2 separate regions of the Homo sapiens genome follow, and region 1 is linked to region 2. Evidence: read pairs that join two places in POLR2A ChIA-PET (ENCODE). Cell type or tissue: endothelial cell of umbilical vein. All regions are shown on one strand. Links, peaks and the distances in the headings refer to the core of each region. The heading gives the core; the rest is flanking DNA.

Region 1 (5,382 bases), core at 75-5,074, 83 kb after region 2:
ATAACCAGCTTCCTATTGGACAAGAATTGAGAAAAAGAAAACTCTGGGTATTCCCTTCTCTCTCTCTATCTCTCTCTCTCTGTCTGTACTTCTCTGGAGACACATGGACCAGACGATTTTCTGCTTCTCTCTATGTGACAGCTTTATCATCCCAGTTCTCTCTATAATCATCCTTCAACCTTTGTGGCCATAAAAAAATAAATGGCTGTTTCATCTTGAGGCTGCATGACCAAATTATAGGCTTCTTCATTCAAAATCCTGAATTATATAATCAAATTTTTTCTATCTTGTGTGTTAAATGACCATGCTAGTCCAATGAGCTATGAACATTGACAGGTGAGCCTACCTGTTACCTGTGGCTATGGGGGAGGGGGGTTGGGGAAAGGGTGAGATTAGGCTAGGCTAGGAAGAAGCAAGTAAACTAGTACCTCAGTTCCATAGAATCAGCCATTGATGAATTTTGTCTATATTTTCTTGATTCTAAATCCTTAGAAGAGATTACAGTTGCTGATTCCCGGTTTTCACTGTTGCAAAAGGAAAAAGAAATCTACTGACACTAGGTGATGTGAGCTGCTTGAACACCCCAGAATTTTATACTAAGCAATAGGCATGGTGCTAAGTTCTTTGGGCAGGTTGGCATTGTCCTTACTGTCAAGGAGATCAGAACCTAGTAGAAGAGACAATCGTATACATGAAAAATGACTGTGCTATGTGATTAGTACTGCAACAGGAACATATGCAAGGTTCGTAGATCCAACATAGGAGGGAAAGTCTTCAGAAAGAAGGGGATGTCTGGGCTGGAATGTGAAGGCCAAGTATGGAGTGAAACACTCCTCTAAAATGATTCTCCTTACGAGGTTGACCCTCAGTCCACCATCTTGAATCTGTAAGGAAAGCTAAGAGATGACCCTCACCAGCTGGAGCAGAAGGCTCAGTTATGCAGGCTCTCCTGTCTTCTGCCATCTTACCTCCAGAATTATGTTCTGGATATTTGTATGTCTCCTGCTTTTCTGATGGTGGACATATTTGAAGTTCATTCTTATTGATTAGGCTTTTTCCTTGACTACTTAAAAATACAAGTCTGTTCAGATATGAGGCTCTCTTGGATGACATCACTGTGTTGTCCAGTTTGGGGCAGTCTGTCTGAATAATCCCCACACTTTCAGTGACAATATGAGTTGAAGACTCCCTGGCGATTTTACCTCTTTCTTTTTTATATTGTGAAATTGAAATGTGTAGAGTGAGAAGAGCTCTTTCATGATAAATAGTTTGATCAATTGTCCTGGTCTTAGAAAAGCACATATAAAAAGGGAGCTGGATGTAGAAAAGTAAAATGTATCCCAGCTTACGAATTCTTAGAACAAGAGTGTGGACATGAGTCTTTCATTGTGCCTCAAAGAATTCTTTTTAACTACCAGGTTGTTGAATTTCAGGGTGGAGGATGGATTTGGTTACTTACCAGGAGTGCTGGGTGGATGGGGGATGTATGTATACATACACCCTGCTCTTATTGTCAACTTGTGCATAACCAGAAGTCATAATGTTTAGAGTAGAAATATGGGTAAAACACAGCTGGATTTATTATAGAACAATGCAATAGCCACACCTTTCTTCCTATAATATGCACAAGTGATGCCAGGAAAGTACTAAACAAATGAAGTCAGAGTTTAAAGTGAGCATATTGATTTACTAGCCTAGGATCCATTGGCCATCTGGCACAGACAATAAAAGGAAACCCATTAGAAAGAAACTTCTGAAACATTCAAACATTGTGCCTTGGCTTAAAAGAAGAGGACAGCAGAACCAGTTCCTACTTGGACTGCAGTTTGTTTATTCTGCTGATTTGAAATAAGAACCAGTGAGCCAAATGGTTTTGACTGGCTGTAGCATTTCTTTGTTTCTGTACACTTGGGCTGGGCCAGTTTCTGCAAATGAGCCTTTGCAGATATCACAGGACTTTCTTCTTTAGTTTTAAGGACCTTCAAAATTTCTGGGAAATCATTCCTGAAGCCATGTCTTCTCCAAAATGCTACACTAGGGTCATGGAGAAGAAAACATATTATTTAATTTATAACCATTTACATAATCTCTGCTGCTGTGAAGATAGGATGGTTATTGTGCTGTGGAGTTGGAATGAGGTGTGAGGTGTAGGCGTGGGAAGAAATAAACATGGAAAGAGTGACCCTTATCCTCCAAAAAGCCTGTGCTCCACTAGGGGAGATAGCTGTATACTCGAGTCATGCATAGGTTTGTCAAAGAAAGGGAGAGAGAAGAGCAAGGAAGGAAACTCAGTTTAGCAGTATTTTAAATAGAAGCATCACCACCAGGAATGGTGCACTTTTCCATCTCATCCCACGGACATGGTGGAGCAAAGAGAGTCTTTCCCATTCTGATTACAGATCACACCAGTGGAGGGCCCACTCATACATTTCATCCCTTCAGTGTGGTTAGCAACTGGAGAGCCCTAGGACTTAGGGCACTGGACAGACCCTTGCCTGTGATGATGAAAGGATAGTGAACATGTCCAGAGTGTCTCCGCTAAAACATGGTAGAGCTAGGTTTGAAAATCCAGATCTGGTTGACTTTAAATCTCATAGCCCTGGTCCTGAGACAGATACAATCAGCAAGGCATTTACCCTTTGACCCCAGATTCTTTATTGGCAAAATAAGCGACTTGGAAACAGTGGTTTTCAAACTTGTCTTTTTTTTTAATAAACAATTTAACACTTCTTTCAAATAAAGTATTATTCAAGTCCAAGACAGAAAACAGGTCAAAGCCACATTGCTTTGGTTGAAGACTGGGTGGGATCCACAGCTTTGATCTCTCTCTCACCCCAGACAAGTCTTGTGCTATCTTGCATTACTGTTCAGCAAATGATCATGCTCCCCTCCTCCTTCCATTGGAGAGTGTGCTTTATCACCCCACTGATGTTGGGCTTGCCTATATGACTTGCTTTGCTCAATGAAATAGAAGCAGACATGACATTGTTTACATTAAAAATGGGATTGCATAATCAAGATGACTTGGTGTTTTTCACCCTTGCCTCTGTTATGAGAAAAGTATGTCCCAGGCAGTCAATTGCTCCTTCAGCATGGAATGAAAGACAGGTGAAGAATCTGTGTATTTTACTTTTAGCCTGAACAAACTGAAAACCCATGAATGAGAAATAAAGGTTTGCTTTTGACCACCACTGAGATTTTTGGGGCTGCTCGTTACACAGTGTTACCATGGCAAAGTCTGACCGATATAAAGTCCCAAAACATGTACTCAAAACCTGTGTGGCTCACAGCACAGATCTAATTGGTGGAGAAAAGTGAGACCCTAAAAAATGAAACAAAACCCACAACAATCCCAACAACAAACAACAAACCCCACATTTATTCCATTGATAATCCCCATATCAGATAATTGAGTAGTTTTTTTGCTGCTTTGATGCCTAGTATTGCTATTTCCCTGTATTGTTTTCCAGTTAGATTTTTCAGAGTCTACACATCTGTGAAGCTTCTCATTTCACTGAAGTGAAATGACACCCTTGAGTGTCAACTGGCTTTTAGACATGAAGATGACAACCTTCCTGTGGTCATCTTGAGCGACCTGGTGTTGGGGAAAATGGGCTGCTTTCAGACTGCACAAAATCTGGAAATGGTTTAATTAGTGTGTAAGTTAATCAGGGTCCCTAAGTCAAAATTACCTGGAGTAGGCACATTTGCTTTTCTTAACCTCTTTTTCTTCTTTCCCACCGTGTTTTACTCTTTGTCTCCTTTCCACTCCCCGCAGGCCAAGAATGCAGGCACCACACATGGTTGTCTCTGTTTCATGAGCAGAACCTGAAATCATCAAAGTAGGTTTCAGGAGTTCTGAAATAAGTCCTGAGAATTTGCAATAAAATTTATTCTGATACAACCATTTTACTTTTAATGTTCTAAGAACTCACTTTAAGTGATAAATAGTCTGTGTGTTGAGTATGAAGAACAGCCTGTTTTTTTAAAAAATTTAATCTTAATGGGCTCCAAGTTCTTTGTAATGTTAACTGACAACACTTGATCATGGAGATTTTTGTCCATGGAGTCTCCTATGAGACGACTGCTTTGGCATACATTTCAGGAAGCTTTGGATTTATTCCTAGCTCCTTCAGGTTCTAGCACCCCGGTCTGTTTCTCACCAGCTCTTACGGACATGAAAATCTCCCTCTCTGGGCCACAGTTTGTTCATTTGTGAAATGGAAAGTTTAAATAAGATCATTTATGAGATTCTCAATATATCATTTACTATTCTTTCATAAAATTACTAAAAATGTAGTCATACTCATGTTTGATATTTCCTTGGGATAGAAGAGTTTAACCTCGCTTTGTATTTGGAATTATGTTTATTTATATGGAAGAGGGTCTGGAATCATGGTGGCAGAGAAAGTGAGTTACCTATCAGTAATGACAATTTTAATTTAAGATAAAAGACCGTATTTCTAAGCTTCTCTTAACAGCTATAGGTGGCCAAAAATATAAATGGAATTGTTAGGTGAGACTGTTGAGAAAATTCCTGCAGAGGGACACAAACAGCAGGAGTAGACCCTACTTGCTTGCTCTATCCCCCAACTTCTGCTTTCTGCCTGGAACAGAGAAGTAATGGTTGGAGCTCCTGTAGCCATTTTGAACCATGAAGCCAGCTTGAAATAAAAAACCATACACAAAGGATAGCAGAGCAGAAAAATAGAAAAAACTTAGGTTTCCTCTGTCACCATGGAGCCTTCATACTAGCCCTGAACATCTACCTTTGGACTTCTTTTATGTGTTAGAGAAATGAACTTCTGCTTTGTTTAAGTCACTGTTATTTTGAAAGTTTTTAATCGAGGCTGAATTCAATCCTGAACTGAGAGAGCCTAGCTTCTTGGTTCTTCAAAACTGCATTAGAGAACTTGCTAAAACACAGATTACTGGGCACACCCCTAGGGTTTTTGATTATGTAGGTCTAGGCTGCAGTCAGAGGATTTTCTTTTCTTTCTTTCTTTTTTTTTTTTTTGAGACAGGGTCTTGCTATGCTGCGTGTCACTGCCCCTGGCTGAGAATTTGCACTTGTAACAAGTTCCCTGGTGATGCTGTTGCTGCTGGTCCAGGGACCACATTTCAAGAACCACTGACTTAGAACATCTCCAATTCATTTGAAAAGGAGGGAATAAACCTTTGCCTCTTGACAAAGCAGTGTCATAAACCAGATTATAGGGTGTCGGCAAAATACTCCTTATGAAACATGTTTACATTTTGCTTCCAGACTCAAGATGAATGGCATCTTGGGAAGTTTTCATTTAAATACATGGGAATGGATAGTTCCTGAGTTTTTTTCCCTGAGAACAAAATGGCGAGAAGCTGGAGCTGACAAGAAATTCA
Region 2 (5,382 bases), core at 184-5,183:
ATTGTGTTAATATCAGGAAGAAGATTGTCAGTCTACTACTGATTCCAATGTTAATCTCATCCAGAAATACCCTCACAGACATACCCAGAATAATGTTTGGCCAAATGTCTGGACACCCCATGGCCCAGTCAAATAGCCACATCAAATTAACAATCACAAGTGCTTAGTACAGTATCTGGCACCTACAAAAATTCAATGAATGCTAGCTCAGGACTCTTTCAGACTACTTCTAGAGCTTATTAATCTCTTTCTTTCTCTGAACTTCTACAGTGGTTTAGTGGTAGTACTATAAAGGAATGACTTTATATAGCACTTACATTATTGTAATGCATTTTATTGATTGTTTATGTACATTATGTTTTCCCAAAGAGACTAGGGAGGTAAAAAGAGAATCACTGGCATCTTCAGCTGCTGAATAGTAAGGAGAACCATGGCTTTTCCCTTCCTCTTCATGAGAGAAAGGAGAGGGGTTCTTCTCCCACACCACACCAAAGAGAGATGCTCTGAATAAACTATTTCTAAAGATTTTGTTTTGCCCCTTAGAAAGGAAGATGGGCATCTCATGGGGCATGTAGTTGGGCAGCATCTGGTCTACAAAACCTATTGGCCCACTTTGTGCTAGCTATTACAGCTAACTGGAGCTTGAATGAGGGAGCAGGGGAAGGAAGTTCTTGGGAGAGCTTGAGATGTAGCTGCAGAGTTACTGAAAGTAACTCTGTCTTATGTCTCAGGACATAAAGTATAATGCCTGCTTCTCACGTGGAGATCATTATCAATGACAGGAACTTGTGGTGGGTTGGGGAGAGGAGCCAGGCAGGAAGGGACTGTGGTGTTGCATGCTGGTAAGAAGATGTGGGCAATCTTCACCGTATCTCAGTGCTCTGAGACTCTTAGAGGGCATACAAAAGGGCTTCAGCAATTTCCACGCATGAAGAAGCACAAAGGATAGAAAAGGAAGCAAACCCAGTAGCTACTTCAGGCTATATGATGCCCAACCCAGAAATGGGGCTGAGGACAAAGGGAGACTTGGCTGCTGCTCTCCACAAGGTCCTCGGTGGGGCAGAGGCAAAACTATGCTGGACATCACCCCAAGAAACAATGCATCACCATCCTAAGGGAAATCACCTTGAAATAGGCCATCAGCTGCATACCCAGCCAGAGGAAGACTGGGGCATGTTCCTCCACCAACAGACAGTCATTTCTATTTCCATTTCTCCTATTTCCTCACTATTTATATAAAACAAAGGATTACAACCTGGAAGGAGAGGAAAGAAACGTTCCCATAAAAGACAACGAATTTCCAGGCTAGGAGCAGTGGCTCACGCCTGTAATCCCAACACTTTGGGAGGCCGAGGCGGGTGGATTACGAGGTCAGGAGATCAAGACCATCCTGGCTAACATGGTGAAACCCCGTCTCTACTAAAACTACAAAAAATTAGCCGGGCGAGGTCGCGGGCACCTGTAGTCCCAGCTACTCGGGAGGCTGAGGCAGGAGAATGGCATGAACCCGGGAGGCGGAGCTTGCAGTGAGCCGAGATCGCGCCACTGCCCTCCAGCCTGGGCGACAGAGCGAGACTCTATTTCAAAAAAAAAAAAAAAAAAAAAAAAGACAATGAATTTCCTTTCTTACATGGGAGAAGAATTAATAATGCTGCCCACACTGCTTCTCTCCCTGAAATTTCCAAGTTTCCAAGTCAGGAGGTAAGAAGATCTCTAAAAGGTCTAAATTAAAACTAATTTAAACTGGAGATTTAAAGTGGACCAATCTGAGTGCAGTGGAGCGTGTGATCAAAGCTTACTGCCTGCTCGACCTGCCGGGCTTAGGTGTGCCTCCTGCCTCAGCCTCTCAAGTAATGGGGACTACAGATATGTGCTACCACACCTGGCTATTTTTTTTTTGTCAGTAGAGATGGGGTCTCATTATATCCCCCAAGCTGGTCTTAAACTCCTGGGCTCAAGGGATCCTCCTGCATCAGCCTCCCAAAGCACTGGGATTACAGTCATGCGTCATAACACCCAGTCTGATTTTTTTTTAGGTAACAAAGTATAGAAAGATATCACTAGTTACCACCAATATTGAGTTCTTTCTTTCTGAGCACATACAAAAAAAAAAAAAAAAAAAAAACCTTACATTTCTCATCCTTCTTGGAGTTAGGCAGAGCTGTGTTTTATTTGTGAATCAATGGACTGTGAGCAAAAGCGACAAGTGATATTTTCATCTGAGAAAGTAAAAATCCTGCAGGGTTTTCTTTTCCTGCTGTGGCCCCCTGAAAATATACATATTAGATTAAACTGAGTCATGAGATGTAAGCAGGCTGGATCTCTGAGTCACCTCTTGGAAGGGAGGTGTCCTGGAGTTCTGCTGGGCCCATAGCAGATTTTCTATGAGTCATAAACCTTTGTGAAATCACTGGGATTCCTAGCTAATTTATAATGACAGGATAGTTTAAGCTATTCTGACTCATGTAGGAATTGAAACTGGAAGTAGAGGGCTGTCATAACACAAACCTAAAATGTTTGGTGGAGACTTGTCAGTTAGGTGGTGAACAACTGGCTAATGTGTATCCGAGTCTGGAAAAACAGTGACGCATATATTACAGGAGCAAAATATTTCTTAAAACAGTTGTCAATGGAACCTTGGGACATGTATTAGATTTTGATTATTACTCCAATGAATTACTACAAATTTAGGCTGAAAGCAACACAAACTTATTATCTTAAAGATCTGTAGTGCAGGAGTCCTATGTGAGTCTCACCAGGCTGAAATCAAGGTGTCAGCAGGCCGCATTTCTTTCTTCAGGCTCCAAGGGAGAATCTGGGTTTTTGCAGTCGGGTTGTTGGCAGAATCAGTTCCTTGCAGTTGTAGCATTGAGATTTACATTTCCTTGCTGACTGTAAACTGAGGGCTGTTCCAGCCTCTAGAGGCTATCTCACATTCCTTGACTTGTTATCCCCTTCCTCCACCACCAAAGCCAGCAAGGGCAGATACAGGCATACCTTGTTTTACTTGTTTCACTTTATTGCACTTTGCAGATATTGCTTTTTTTTTTAATAAATTGAAAATTTATGACAACCCTGCATCAAGCACATCTGTTGGCTCCACTTTTGCAATAGTGTGTTCTCGCTCTGTGTCTCGTTGTCACATTTTAGCAATTCTCACAATATTTCAAACTCTTTCATTATTATCAGGATGATCTGTGATCAGTGATCTGTGATGTTACTATTGTAATTGTTTTGAGGTGCCACAAACTGCGCCAATATAAAGTGATGAATGTTGTGTGTGTTCTGACTGCTTTACCAACTGCCCATTCCCCATCTATCTTCCTTCCCTCTGGCCCCCCTATTCCCTGAGACAACAATATTGAGATTGGACCAATTACTAATCTAACAATGGCCTCTAAGTGTTCAAGGTGAAGGGAAGGGTCACATGTCTGTCACATTTGATATAAAACTAGAAATGATGAAGCTGAGTGAGGTAGGCATGTCAAAAGCAGAGATAGGCTGAAAGTGAGGCCTCTTGCACCAAACAGTTAGCTAAGTTGTGAATGCAAAGGAAAAATTTTTGAAAGAAATTAAAAGTGCTATTCCAGCGAACACACAAATGTTAAGAAACCAAAACAGCCTTATTGCTGATAGGGAGAAAGTTTGTGTGGTCTGGACAGAAGATCAAACCAGCCCAAATATTCCCCTTAAGCCAAAACCTAACCCAGAGCAAGGCCCTAATTCTCTTCATCCTATGACAGAGAGGTGAAGAAGCTGCAAAATTTGAAGTTAATGCAGCAGGTGACATTAAGTTGAAGCCAATGTTTATTTACCATTTCAAAAATCCTAGGGCTAGGCCAGGCGTGGTGGCTCACTGCTGTAATCCCGGCACTTTGGGAAGCCGAAGTGGGTGGATCATCTGCGGTCAGGAGTTCGAGACTAGCCTGGCCAACATGGCAAAACCCCATCTCTACTAAAAATACAAAAATTAGCTGGGTGTGCCTGTAGTCTCAGCTACTCAGGAGGCTGAGGCAGAAGAATTGCTTGAACATGGAAGGCAGAGGTTGCAGTGAGCCGAAATCACACCACTGCACTCCAGCCTGGGTGACAGAGCAAGACTCTGTCTCAGAACAAAACAAAACAAAATACTAGGGCTTTTAAGAATTATGGACCAGGTGCAGTGGCTCATGCCTGTAATCCCATCACTCTGGGAGGTCGAGGCAGGCAGATCATGAGGTCAGGAGATTGAGACCATCCTGGCCAACATGGTGAAACCCCATCTCTACTAAAAATACAAAAAATTAGCCGGGTGTGGTGGCGGGTGCCTGTAGTCCCCAGCTACTCGGGAGGCTGAGGCATAAGAATGGCATTAACCTGGGAGGCGGAGCTTGCAGTGAGCCAAGATCACACCACTGCACTCCAGCCTGGGCAACAGAGCGAGACTCCATCTCAAAAAAAAAAAAAAGAATTATGTTAAATCTCTCCCTGTGCTCTGTAAATGAAACAACAAAGCCTAGACAAACAGCACATCTGTTCACAGCATGGTGTACTGAATATTTTGAGCCCACTGTTGAGACCCACTGTTTAGAAAAAAAGATTCCTCTCAAAATATTGCTACTCATTGACAGTGCACCTGGTCACCCAAGAGCTCTGATGGGGATGTACAAAGAGATTAATATTGTTTTCATGCCTGTTAATGCAACATCTAATCTGCAGCCCAGGGATCAAGGAGTCATTTCAACTTTCATGTCTTATTATTTAAGAAATACATTTTGTAAGGCTACAGCTGCCATAATTAGTGATTCCTCTGATGAATATGGGTAAAGTAAATTGAAAACCTTTTGAAAAGGATTTGCCATTCTAGATGCCATTAAGAACATCTGTGATTCATGGGAAGAGGTAAAAATATCAACATTCACAGGAGTTTGGAAGAAGTTCATTCCGACCTTTATGAATGACTGAGGGTTTAAGACTTCATTGGAAGAAGTCCCTGCAGATCTGATGGAAACAGCAAGAAAGCTGGAATTAGAAGTGGTTCCCAAAGATATGACTGAATTGCTGCAATCTCATGATGAAACTTGAACAGATAAGCAGTTGCTTCTTACGGATGAGCACAAAAAGTATTTCCTTGAGATGAAATCTACTGCAGATGAAGATGCTGTGAACATTGTTGGAATGACAACAAAGGATTTAGAATATTCCATAAAGTCAGTTGATAAAGCAGTGGCAGGGTTGAGAGGATTGACTGCAGTTTTTTTTTTTTAATTTAATTTTAAGTTCTGGGATACATATGCAGGATATGCAGGATTTGCATATCCTACGGCTTTTAAGGGCTTTTAAGAATTATGGACCAGGCACGGTGGCTCACACATGTAATCCCATCACTCTGGGAGGTCGAGG

The links. ChIA-PET counts read pairs that join two places held together with the same protein. Peaks named below come from ENCODE experiments on the same cell type or tissue, not always from the same donor. Only the 100,000 strongest peaks of a DNase experiment are listed, where the experiment ranks them.
Region 1: POLR2A ChIA-PET joins it to region 2 with 7 read pairs; 3 of 35 experiments call an interaction of 5 or more read pairs at or near these places.

Annotation. Positions count from the first base shown.
Region 1 is chr20:8,965,666-8,971,047 of GRCh38, reverse strand. It overlaps LOC105372522 (a long non-coding RNA gene), which reads right to left. Exons shown (of 3, transcript XR_937244.3): 3 at 2,688-3,828. Among named protein-coding and RNA genes, the nearest start is that of PLCB4, 100 kb to the left of the region's middle. In endothelial cell of umbilical vein, for the core only: no CTCF peak of the experiment used is centred there; no DNase peak of the experiment used is centred there.
Region 2 is chr20:9,048,741-9,054,122 of GRCh38, reverse strand. No RefSeq gene overlaps it. Among named protein-coding and RNA genes, the nearest start is that of PLCB4, 18 kb to the left of the region's middle. RefSeq lists an enhancer at 1,925-3,124. In endothelial cell of umbilical vein, for the core only: no CTCF peak of the experiment used is centred there; a DNase peak (open chromatin) is centred at 2,402; H3K27ac peaks cover 479 bases.